Regions from separate parts of the Homo sapiens genome. Here region 1 is linked to region 2. A link is a contact called in ENCODE Hi-C or POLR2A ChIA-PET data. All regions are on one chromosome and are shown on one strand. The core of a region is the stretch at or near the end of the contact, and the rest is flanking DNA. Distances in the headings are between cores, read along the strand shown. Region 1 has its middle 35 kb from the start of COLQ. Region 2 overlaps COLQ (collagen like tail subunit of asymmetric acetylcholinesterase).

Region 1 (5,239 bases), core at 187-2,686, 53 kb before region 2:
AAAAATATTAAGGTGCCAGTAGAAAAATGGGCAAAGGGCGTGAATGTACAATTCACAGAAAAAATATAAATGCTCAGTAAAAGCATGAATATGAATATGTAAGTTATACTGAAAATCCCTTTTTTTTTCCTGGCCTATCCACTTGGCAAAGAACTTTCTAAATTAATCTGAATTTTGGTGAAGTGGAAGTGAAAATGGAGACTCCTATGCTGCTGATGGAAGTTGAAGTTGGTACATTTCTGTAGAGTAATTCTAGCATTGCAGGTATTTGGAGTCTTAAAAATGTTCATACCGCGTAAGTTTTGACCCCGTGAGCTTTTTTTTTTTTTTTTTCAAGACAGGGTCTTGCTCTGTTGCTCAGGCTAGAGTGCAATGACATGATCACGGCTCACTGCATCTTTGACGTCCTTGGACTCAAGTGATCTCTCCATCTCAGTCTCCCGAGTTGCTAGGACTACAAGCGCATACCACCATGCCTGGCTACTCTTTTATTTTATTTTTGTAGAGACAGGGTCTCACTATGTTGCCTAGGTTGGTCCCAAACTCGTGGGCTCACGCTATCCTCTTGCCTCTGCCTCCCAGAGTGCTGGGAATATAGGCATGAGCCACTGTGCCAGGCCCCATTGAGCTTATTTGGGAATATATCCTGAAGAAATAATAAAATATTTGGTCAAATATTTATATAAAAGGCCATGTAGCGTAGTTTTATTTAGGAACAATTCCAATGTTTAATAGTAGGACATTGGTTACATAAGTGATGGTCTATCATCATAAAATAAAAATTGTATTATTTATTAATTGAAAAATAATCACAATACAACGTGTGAAAAGGGCAAGCTACAAAATGAAATGGAGTGAAGTAAGGAAATAACCATAATCATGCATACCTGCTTGCTTACAGAACAGAGATGGGCACAAAATAAACTAAAATTGTAATACAACTTGGTAGATGGAATTGTAGGCAATTTTTATTTAATTTTTTCCTTTATAGAATTTTAAAAATAATTATGTAATTTTTATTATCAGAAGCAGGCACTATTTTAAAAGAATATTTGAAATGGAAAAGCATCACTTATTTTCAGGGTCATTCGTGTTTTTTATCTGCAGTTTTACATAAATTGAAGCATAGGACTTTATATCAAAATTCAGCTTGTTTGCACCACCCATATCAGACTTGTCTACACTGGCTAGTTTAGGCACAAGTGACCACCATGAAGTGGTAGACTTCAGTTTTAGGGGTGAACCCAGAAGATACTGTGACTTGGCCCCTGACAGGCTCGTGGAAGCAGCCTCATTTCTCAGGTATTCTTATGTCCTGCACAGGAGGAAGAGACTATGAAAAGGAGCATTCAGACTGGATAGTTCATGTAACCTCATCAGTCTCCTCCCACTCTGCCTCCGGACACACCTCTGGCAGCCGAATGCAATATAAGATTTTGCCATTAGGTGGTGTAGAGGGCTTGATTAATATTTGTAAGTTGAACTGTGTAAATTTGTTACTAAATACTAGATAAAATTTGGGGAAAATGCCCCTTTCCTAATCATACTCTCAGAGAAAAAAAAAATGCTGACAGGTTATTAGACTGTCCAGCAGAGGTCAGTCTAAGTGTATAAAGACCACATTAGTCCAGGGGCACTAATTGACAGAGTCCATTGACTGCTTATTTAGTAAAAATGATCTTGAAATTAATCTCCTCATAGAAGATTTTCCTTAGAAGGATAAAATATTGAAAATACCCCTCTAAAATGAATCTATTGGTTGATAGATATTTGATAGAATATTTTGTAGCCCCTAGTTTAATAATGAATTTCTTATGTGATCCTATTATATGTGTTAATAATATCCAATTGCCTCATAAAAACTGAGCTTCGAAAGATTATGGCAGTTTTCTTAATTTAGAAAAACCCAGAATCCAGGGTTGAGGAGATGAATGGGAAATGAGTTTTATTATTATTATCATTATTTTGAGACAGCGTATTCTTATGTTGCCCAGGCTGGAGTACAGTGGCACAGTCATAGCTTACTGCAGCCTCGAACTCCCGGGCTCAAATACTTCTCCCACCTCACCCTCCCAAGTAGCTAGGACTACAGGTACATGCCACCACAACTGGCTAATTTTTAAAGTTTTTTGTAGAGATGGGTCTCACACTGTTGCCGAGGCTGGTCTCAAACTCCTGGGCTCAAGCTGTCCTCCCACTTCAACCTCCCAAAGTGAAATGGTTTCTTAGGTTACTTTCTCTACTAATAGTCTTTCCAGAAATCTTTCATATTTCATGGGGTTATTTGGGGATTCAGAAAGCCACCCAGAAGCTCCTAGCCCAATGCCTGGCATATAAAAGGCACTCAATAAGTGCCACTGCATTTTAGGAAGGTGAGAATTTAGAGAAGAGAACACCACTTGGAATCCCTGCTTAGCGGTGAATGTGAAAGTAGACATAGTGGTTTCCCTTTTCTCAAGTGACTGGGTCTTACTTCAAGTAAATTAGACATTTCCTGGAGATCAGGGGTTGTGTATTTTCACTTCTCTATATAGCCATAGTACTCTTTAAGAGTTCACTAACTACGTGTTAAATGGGAACTCATGATGGTTAACAATAGCTCAGTGGAGATGTTCTACAGTTATTTCATACATGCTACTTTGAAGTAGCTCAGCTTATTTTGTGAAGTGAGTGTATGTGCCATAGGGAAAAAAAGTCTCAAATCCATTGCAAGAAAATGGTAGGACTTTTGGACACTGAAGGAAAAAGAAAATGAAATGGAAAATTATATTTAATCCCAAATTGTTTTTGTTCCTTTATTTTCAAGACAGTTAGGCAGTGGGGAAGCAGTGCATGCCAATGAAGAAGCAGCCCATGACTCTGAAATAATGCAAATGTAAAGTGATTACAGTAGAACATCATATGACTGTTTTAAGAAAGTAGGAAACCAGGCTGGGCGCGGTGGCTCACGCCTGTAATCCCAACACTTTGGGAGGCCGAGGCGGGCGGATCACAAGGTCAGGAGATCGAGACCATCCTGACTAACACGGTGGAACCCCGTCTCTACTAAAAATACAAAAAATTAGCCGGGCGTAGTGGCGGGCGCCTGTAGTCCCAGCTACTTGGGAGGCTGAGGCAGGAGAATGGCGTGAACCCAGGAGGCGGAGCTTGCAGTGAGCCAAGCCATTGCACTCCAGCCTGGGTGACAGAGTGAGACTCTGCCTCAAAAAAAAAAAAAAAAAAAAAAAAGAAGAAAGAAAGTAGGAAACCAGTTACATTCCAGATGGGAATTATGACTGAGAAACCCCAAGAAAACTGACTACTGACTATTACAGAGAGTAAAATACAGATGAAGTGTAAATTATCTGGTGTTTTCTGGTTGCATTTGCTGCTGCTAATCTGAATAAATGGAATAATGTGGAAAGAAGAAATTGACAATCCTATAAACTTTACTCTGGGAAGAGATGGAGATAAAAGTGTATGCCTTGGATTCTGATCTGACTGGCAGGATTGCCTCTGGCTTTTGCTAGATTATCTTGAATCTTCCCTCCCTTCCAGGGCCCTCTCTTTTAGAAGAGGCGCTAGCTGGCCAGTGAACCCATGGCACATCCAGGTTGTATGGTCACTCTTCCATTTAGGGAGCTATGAAAGGAACACATAGAAACTCCTGGATCTCCTGTTTCAAAGTTTGAAGGAACCACTTTAAATTTTGATTCAGGGCCTAGAAATACCTGCAGAGATGGCAAGATCCATGATTTTCCTTCTATGCAGTGGTTGCTGGAGCCTGCTCTGTGGAGTGGCTAATCTACAGCCATGTAGTTCACTCCCAAGGCTCACTTCCCTCGTCCCTCCATATTTGCAGGAATTGCCTCCCCATTGCACAGTCAAGTTAGACTCAAGAAGTCAGACCTGGTTTCACCTCAGCCCCAGCTTTGCTTGTGCTGTTTCTGCTGTGATGCTCTGTACACACCCACCCATTTTTGCCGTGTGGAGTTGGCTATATGCTTCAAGGCCCAGCTCAACAGTCCACTCTTCCATGAAGCCTTCCTTTCTCTGAATGTTCCTGCCGCACCTGGGGTGCACCCCTGTCACAAACTCAGTGTTCACGGTGAGCTAAATTCCCATCTCCCTCACCATCTTGTTTTGGGAAGGAAGTAATCCAGGAAGGGTTTATATCACAAAAGCTATAGCAGACAATTTTAAACAAGGATGCAGGGTGAATGGATGAACTACCAAGGATCAGAGGTCCACCCTGATGCCTGGGTATTAAGTAAGCCCAGCGGTTCTTAGAGCAATGCTGGGGATGGGGGGCTGGTGATCGTGAGGCCCTAAAATGACTGAAGTTTTATTTCCACCCTGGCAAAATGAAGGTCAAAATTAAAATTAGATAGAATTACTGAAAATAAATATTTCTTTCACACTGTTGTGGACTGAGATTTATATCCACTACATTCATCAAACCATTTAATGGTTCGTAGTGCCATCCCTGGCTCCCTACCCTCCATCAGCCACTCCATCCATCCCCTCTCCACACCACCCTACATTACTCTTGCGTTTCAGAATTTTTATGGTTATTTTATTTGTTTATTTTGAGACAGAGTTTCCCTCTGTTGCCCAGGCTGGAGTACAATGGCGCAATCTCGGCTCACTGCAACCTCCTCCTCCTGGGTTCAAGTGATTCTCCTGCCTCAGCCTCCCTAGTAGCTGAGATTACAGGTGCCTGCAACCACACCCAGCTAATTTTTGTATTTTTAGTACAGACGAGGTTTCACCATGTTGGTCAGGCCAGTCTCGAACTCCTGACCTCGGTGATCCACCCGCCTTGGCCTCCCAAAGTGCTGGGATTACAGGCATGAGCCACCAGGCCCAGCAGTTATTTTCACTTGATGATTTTTCCATATTAACCTTAGTAGCAAAAAAATCTGATATTTTAATTACAGTGTATTTTAAAATATAGTGTGTTAACAGAAAATATTCGGTAAGGCCAACATATCAGGAGACTGTTGGTATTGAAAAAATAGTTATTACTCAGAGTTCCCAAGAAGAGGTCTCAGGTAGAAAGAGAATGAGAACTAGTGGGCTAAAACCCTATTGTGATTACTGCAGGAAGAAAGAAGTGAGGCAGGGTAAACAAGTTTAGGATTTGTTTATTTGAACAATGTCGATATGCTCAGGAATGGTGTAGAGGCTGTCCCTAGCTGTCTGAATGCGGGCCTGGGGTGATTGGGTAGGGAGATAATCTCCCAGAATGTGAGAGCAC
Region 2 (4,777 bases), core at 2,278-4,777:
GAAACAGACACTCTCATCCACTGCTCCTAGGAGGGGATGTGAATTGATGGGGGCTTTGTGGAATTATTTGATGAATAATTTGATGAATTATTCACTTATCAAACCTGGCTTTCCGTCTCTAGATTCATTATGGCCATTACTTAATATACATAGCATTTGAGATACTTCCCCTCAATCAAATGACCAGTATTTATTGTACCGCCTACAATATGCTTGGCTACTTGTTATACAAATGGTTGGAGTTTGTGTGAGAGCAAAGCAATCAAGACAGGGAGACAACCCATCTATGTTCAAGTCAGACTCTACCACTTACCTGGGCACTTATTTGAGCTTCAGTTTACTTATCTCAGATAAGTAATGTTTCAAATGAAGGCAACATTCCGGTTGTAGGCCGATGCTTAGCACATAGTGCTCAATATGTGTTGTTGAGAGTTGTGACAGCTGGCGTTGGCAGGCTACCTAAGGTAGTTTAAAGACTGTTTTTGTGTTCTGCTTTAGGCCACAGGAAAACACCAGAATAAGTTACAAATGAATGAAGATTTAAATATAAAATATGAAACTATAAAATGATTAGAAAAAACCTTGTGAGATTTTTTGGGTAACTTGGGTGTTTGGAAAAACCCAGAAACCATAAAAGAAAATAATTATACATTAAATTCTGCTACATAAAAAAATAATGTGGGAGGCGAGAATTCTACCACTGAACCACCAATGCCTCTCATAAAAAAATAATGTGTGGCAAAAACCAACTCAAAAGGCCAAAACAAACTAGGGAAAATATTTGCAAGCCATATAATAAAGTGTTTCTTTCCTATATATAGGAAAAATAATGTAAGAGAAAAATTGACAACCCAATGAAAAAAATGGAAAAAGTATAAATGGCTTCAAAATGTTTGAAAATATTCTCAGTCTCATTTACTATATGAGAAATGAAAATTAAAACCATGCTGAAGGCTAGGTGCAGTGGCTCACGCCTGTAATCCCAGCACTTTGGGAGGCTGAGGCTAGCAGATCACTTGAGCCCAAGTGTTTGAGACCAGCTGGCCAACATGGCAAAACCCCATCTTGCTAAAAAATACAAAAAATTAGTTGGGCGTGGTTGCACACACCTGTAGTCCCAGCTTCTTGGGAGGCTGAGGTGGGAGGATTGTTTGAGCTTGGGAGGTCAAGGCTGCAGTGAACTGTGATTGCACCACTGTACTCCAGCCTGGGCAACAGAGTGAGACCCACTTTTCACCTATCAAGTAGGCAAAATTCAAGAGGTCAAACATCAGACTGTTGGCGAAGGTGTATGGAAACAGGCACTCTCATCCACTGCTCCTAGGAGGAGACGTGAATTGCTGGGGCCTTTCTGGAGATGAATTAGGCAATATGTGTAAAAATTACAAGTGCCCATACTTTTTGACCCAGTATTTTTATTTCTAGGAATTTATGTAATGGATAGTCTTACCAACATACACAGAGATGCATGTGGAAGGTTATTTAGTTGCATTGTTTGCATCAGCAGATGTTTGCAAATCATCCAAATGCACATCAATGGGGGCAGAATGAACAAATTATGGTTCTTCCAAAGAAAGGGATATTATGCAGCCATAGAAAAGAAAGTGGGGTGGCACGGTGGCTCACAGCTGTAATCCTAGCACTTTGGGAGGGTGAGGTGGGAGGATCACTTGAGGCCAGGAATATGAGACCAGCCTAGGCAACGTAGCAAGACCTCATCTCTAAGAGAAAAATAGAAAAGAAAACAATGTGCATGCATTTTATGTAGTTACAGAATAATTTCTTAGAAATACTGTGAAAAGCCTGGTGCACTGGTGTGTGCCTGTAGTCCCAGCTACTCAGGAGACTGAGGCAGGAGGATCGCTTGAATCTAGAAGTTCTGGGCTATAGTGCACTATGATGATGGGATATCCACACCAAGTTTGGCATCACCACAGTGTCCTTCCAGGAGCGGGGTGCCCCATTGCTCAGGGAGGGGTGAACCCGCTCAGGTTAGAAACAGAGCAGGTCAAAACTCCTGTGCTGATCATTAGTGGGATTATGCCTGCACTCCAGCCTGGGCAGCATAATGAAATGCTGTCTTTTAAACAAAAATACTGTGAAGAAACCAAGAGGGAGTATCATATGTATAATAGAATATTACAAGTAACCCTTTGAGTAAAAGGGGGAAAATATTATACCTACCTATTTGCTTGTATATGCACAAAATATTCCCAGAAGTATACATAGAAAACTAAGTAATGGTTGGTAATAAATAATTGGAACTGGGTAGCTGAGGGAGAGGGGTAGGAGAAAGAATTTTAATGTATACTTGTTTGTATGTTTTGAATTTTGAATCACATGCATGTAATACCTATTCTAAACAATTAAACAAAACACCATCTGTACAAAATACTACCTTTCATCTGGAGCACAAGATGGAATTTTTTGTCTTTAAAAGTCCTTAGATCCAAAGCAGCAAGGAGAATTGAGATCTCAGAGAGTTTCCAGATTGGTAGAATCACAGGATTATAGTGCTGCAAAAAGCCTAAGGTTTATCTTGCCAACTTGCTCAGTTGATAAGTGCTAGTGCTCAACTGAGTCCAAAGGGATCAACCCTAGGCTCCCCAATTTCTGGAATCCAAGGGTTTTAGTGACTTTGAGACCAATGGGTAGAGAAGCCAGTCTGTGCCAGTGGGCAGCCATGGGACTCCCAGGAACCCAGCCTCCCTCCTCCCCACCTGTTGTGGACCCTTGGACAATAGATCCTGGAGGTGGGATGGGGGGTGCAGGGATGGATCTAGGGAAAGGAATAAGTGAGCCAGGTGGTTTTGAATTACAAGTGCCTATAGAGCTAAACTGTCACCATGGAAAAATGAAGGCATGGAAACGTAGTGGCTGGAAGCACAGGGTCTTTCCACGCAGTCACAGTTGTCAGCAGGTGTTGGAAATAACCCACCCTTTGGGCCCGATGCAGCTGGAAGGTTTTGTCTCTGACCTATGGCCAGATCTCCCGAATAATTCTACAAACTTGTCCTCCCCTGTCAAGCACTGGCAGAAGATTTAATAGCACCGGCTGATTTATGTTGGCTGCTGTAATCAAATTCAGAGTCAAGGCGCAGCCAGCCATGGAGAGGTTTCTTTATGTTCCCTTGGCTCCTAATAGCATTGTCTCCGCCTTCCTCTCTACTTACCACATGCCATTTGGTCAAATTAGAACTTGAACTCAAAAAGCAGATGCCTTTCTTTAGATAAGGTCCAAAATAATTCTCTTGTCAGGGAAAGGGGGATGGATTTGTTTCCTTGACTCTGTGTGTGCAAAGGAGGTATTTTTGATATATGACTTATATAAAATAATGACCGACACGAGATGACTGATTTTCTTTCATCCTTGTAGTGAGGATAGACTTTTCCTCCTCAAGACATCTCTGTGGGTTAGGGGTGGGAGACAGAAGAGAATAACTTCTTATATGGTTTGCAGTGATTCAATGACCTGCTCAAGGCCTCTCAATGAGCGGCTTCAGGTTCCTCCAGGTGGCACTGGTGCCTTAGCTCTGTGCAGCTCCAGGGGCCCCTAGACATTTGCCAACAAGGGAGTTGGGCTGACCTACTCCCAACCCTAATCCTTGTGAACATATCTTCTGGTTCTCTGTTGACTATCTAAAATTTTTTAATGGTATTCTTTTTAAAATTAGGAATAATTTCAAACATTCAGAGAAAGTAAAGATAATTGTTCAGGGAACACCAATATGTCCACTGTTTGGGGCTGAATTGTGTCTCCCCCAAATTCATGTTGAAGCCCCAGTAATACCCAGTACCTTAGAATGTGACTGTATTTCTTTTGGTTTTGGTTTTGGTTTTGTTTTTTGAGACGGAGTCTCGCTCTATTGCCCAGGCTGGAGTGCAGTGGTGCAATCTCGGCTCACCGCAACCTTCAGTTTCCGGGTTCAAACGACTCTCCTGCCTCAGCCTCCCAAGTAGCTGGGATTACAGGCACCCACCACCACACCTGGCTAATTTTTGTATTTTTTAGTAGAGAAGGGGTTTCACCATGTTGGCCAGGCTGGTCTCCAACTCCTCACCTCAAGTGATCTACCTGCCTCGGCCTCCCAAAGCGCTGGGATTATAGGCATGAGCCACCATGCCCAGCCAGAATGTGACTATATTTGGAGATGAGGTCTTTATAAAAGTGATTAAGTTAAGATAAGGCCATTAGGGTGGGCATTAATCCAACTTGACTGGTGTTCTTATAAGAAGAGGAAATCTGAACACACAAAGAGACACGAAGGATGTGTTCCGAAGAGAGGCCATGTGAGGACATGGCAAGCAGGTGGCCATGCCCAAGCCAAAGAGAGAGGCCTCAGGAGAAAACAAACCAGCCACACCTTGGTTTTGGCCTTCCAGCCTCAAGGTCTATGAGAAACAAGTCTCTGTTGTTTAAGCCATTCAGTCTGTGGTACTTTGTTACCCCAGCCCTAGAAAACCAATACACGAACCGCAGCGATTCTGCACTGGCTATCATTTTGCTGTAATTACTCTATCATATATCTGTTTATTAATCTTTTTTATTGATGGATTTCAAGTGAGTTGCAGATTTGTCACCCTCTTTGAAGAATAGAATAGGGGAGGTAAATCCATGTTTGATTGAAGACCACCAGCACACCTGATTGAACCCTCTCTGTGGTCGGGATAATCAGAGATTGTTTACTCATGGGAGTTTACAAACCAGGAAACTGAAACCCAGAGATGAACAGTCATTGGGTTTGATTGGAAAGACGTGATTCTGGGCGTTGGTAAG

Evidence for each region. A loop is a pair of places that touch in the nucleus more often than their neighbours do. ChIA-PET counts read pairs that join two places held with the same protein, here RNA polymerase II (POLR2A). Pooled maps may share reads with other maps.
Region 1: a loop to region 2 is called in a map of natural killer cell, with 1.9 times the contacts of the local background. The contact joins two enhancer-like sites. A Hi-C loop is called at or near these places in 4 of 168 maps with a recorded cell type or tissue (cardiac septum, endothelial cell of hepatic sinusoid, left ventricle myocardium superior and 1 more), 4 of 37 single-sample maps with no recorded cell type and 14 of 50 pooled maps. POLR2A ChIA-PET finds 5 or more read pairs at or near these places in 3 of 52 experiments (OCI-LY7, activated CD8-positive, alpha-beta memory T cell and naive thymus-derived CD4-positive, alpha-beta T cell).

The regions. Positions count from the first base shown.
Region 1 is chr3:15,553,953-15,559,191 of GRCh38, reverse strand. No RefSeq gene overlaps it. Among named protein-coding and RNA genes, the nearest start is that of COLQ, 35 kb to the right of the region's middle. Within about 2 kb of position 1,436, at least 9 of the 41 ENCODE cell types and tissues checked have a DNase peak (open chromatin) inside an H3K27ac peak, as active enhancers do.
Region 2 is chr3:15,503,930-15,508,706 of GRCh38, reverse strand. The region is part of intron 1 of COLQ (collagen like tail subunit of asymmetric acetylcholinesterase); the gene reads left to right. It also overlaps the pseudogene RN7SL110P. Among named protein-coding and RNA genes, the nearest start is that of MIR4270, 10 kb to the right of the region's middle. Within about 2 kb of position 3,527, at least 2 of the 41 ENCODE cell types and tissues checked have a DNase peak (open chromatin) inside an H3K27ac peak, as active enhancers do.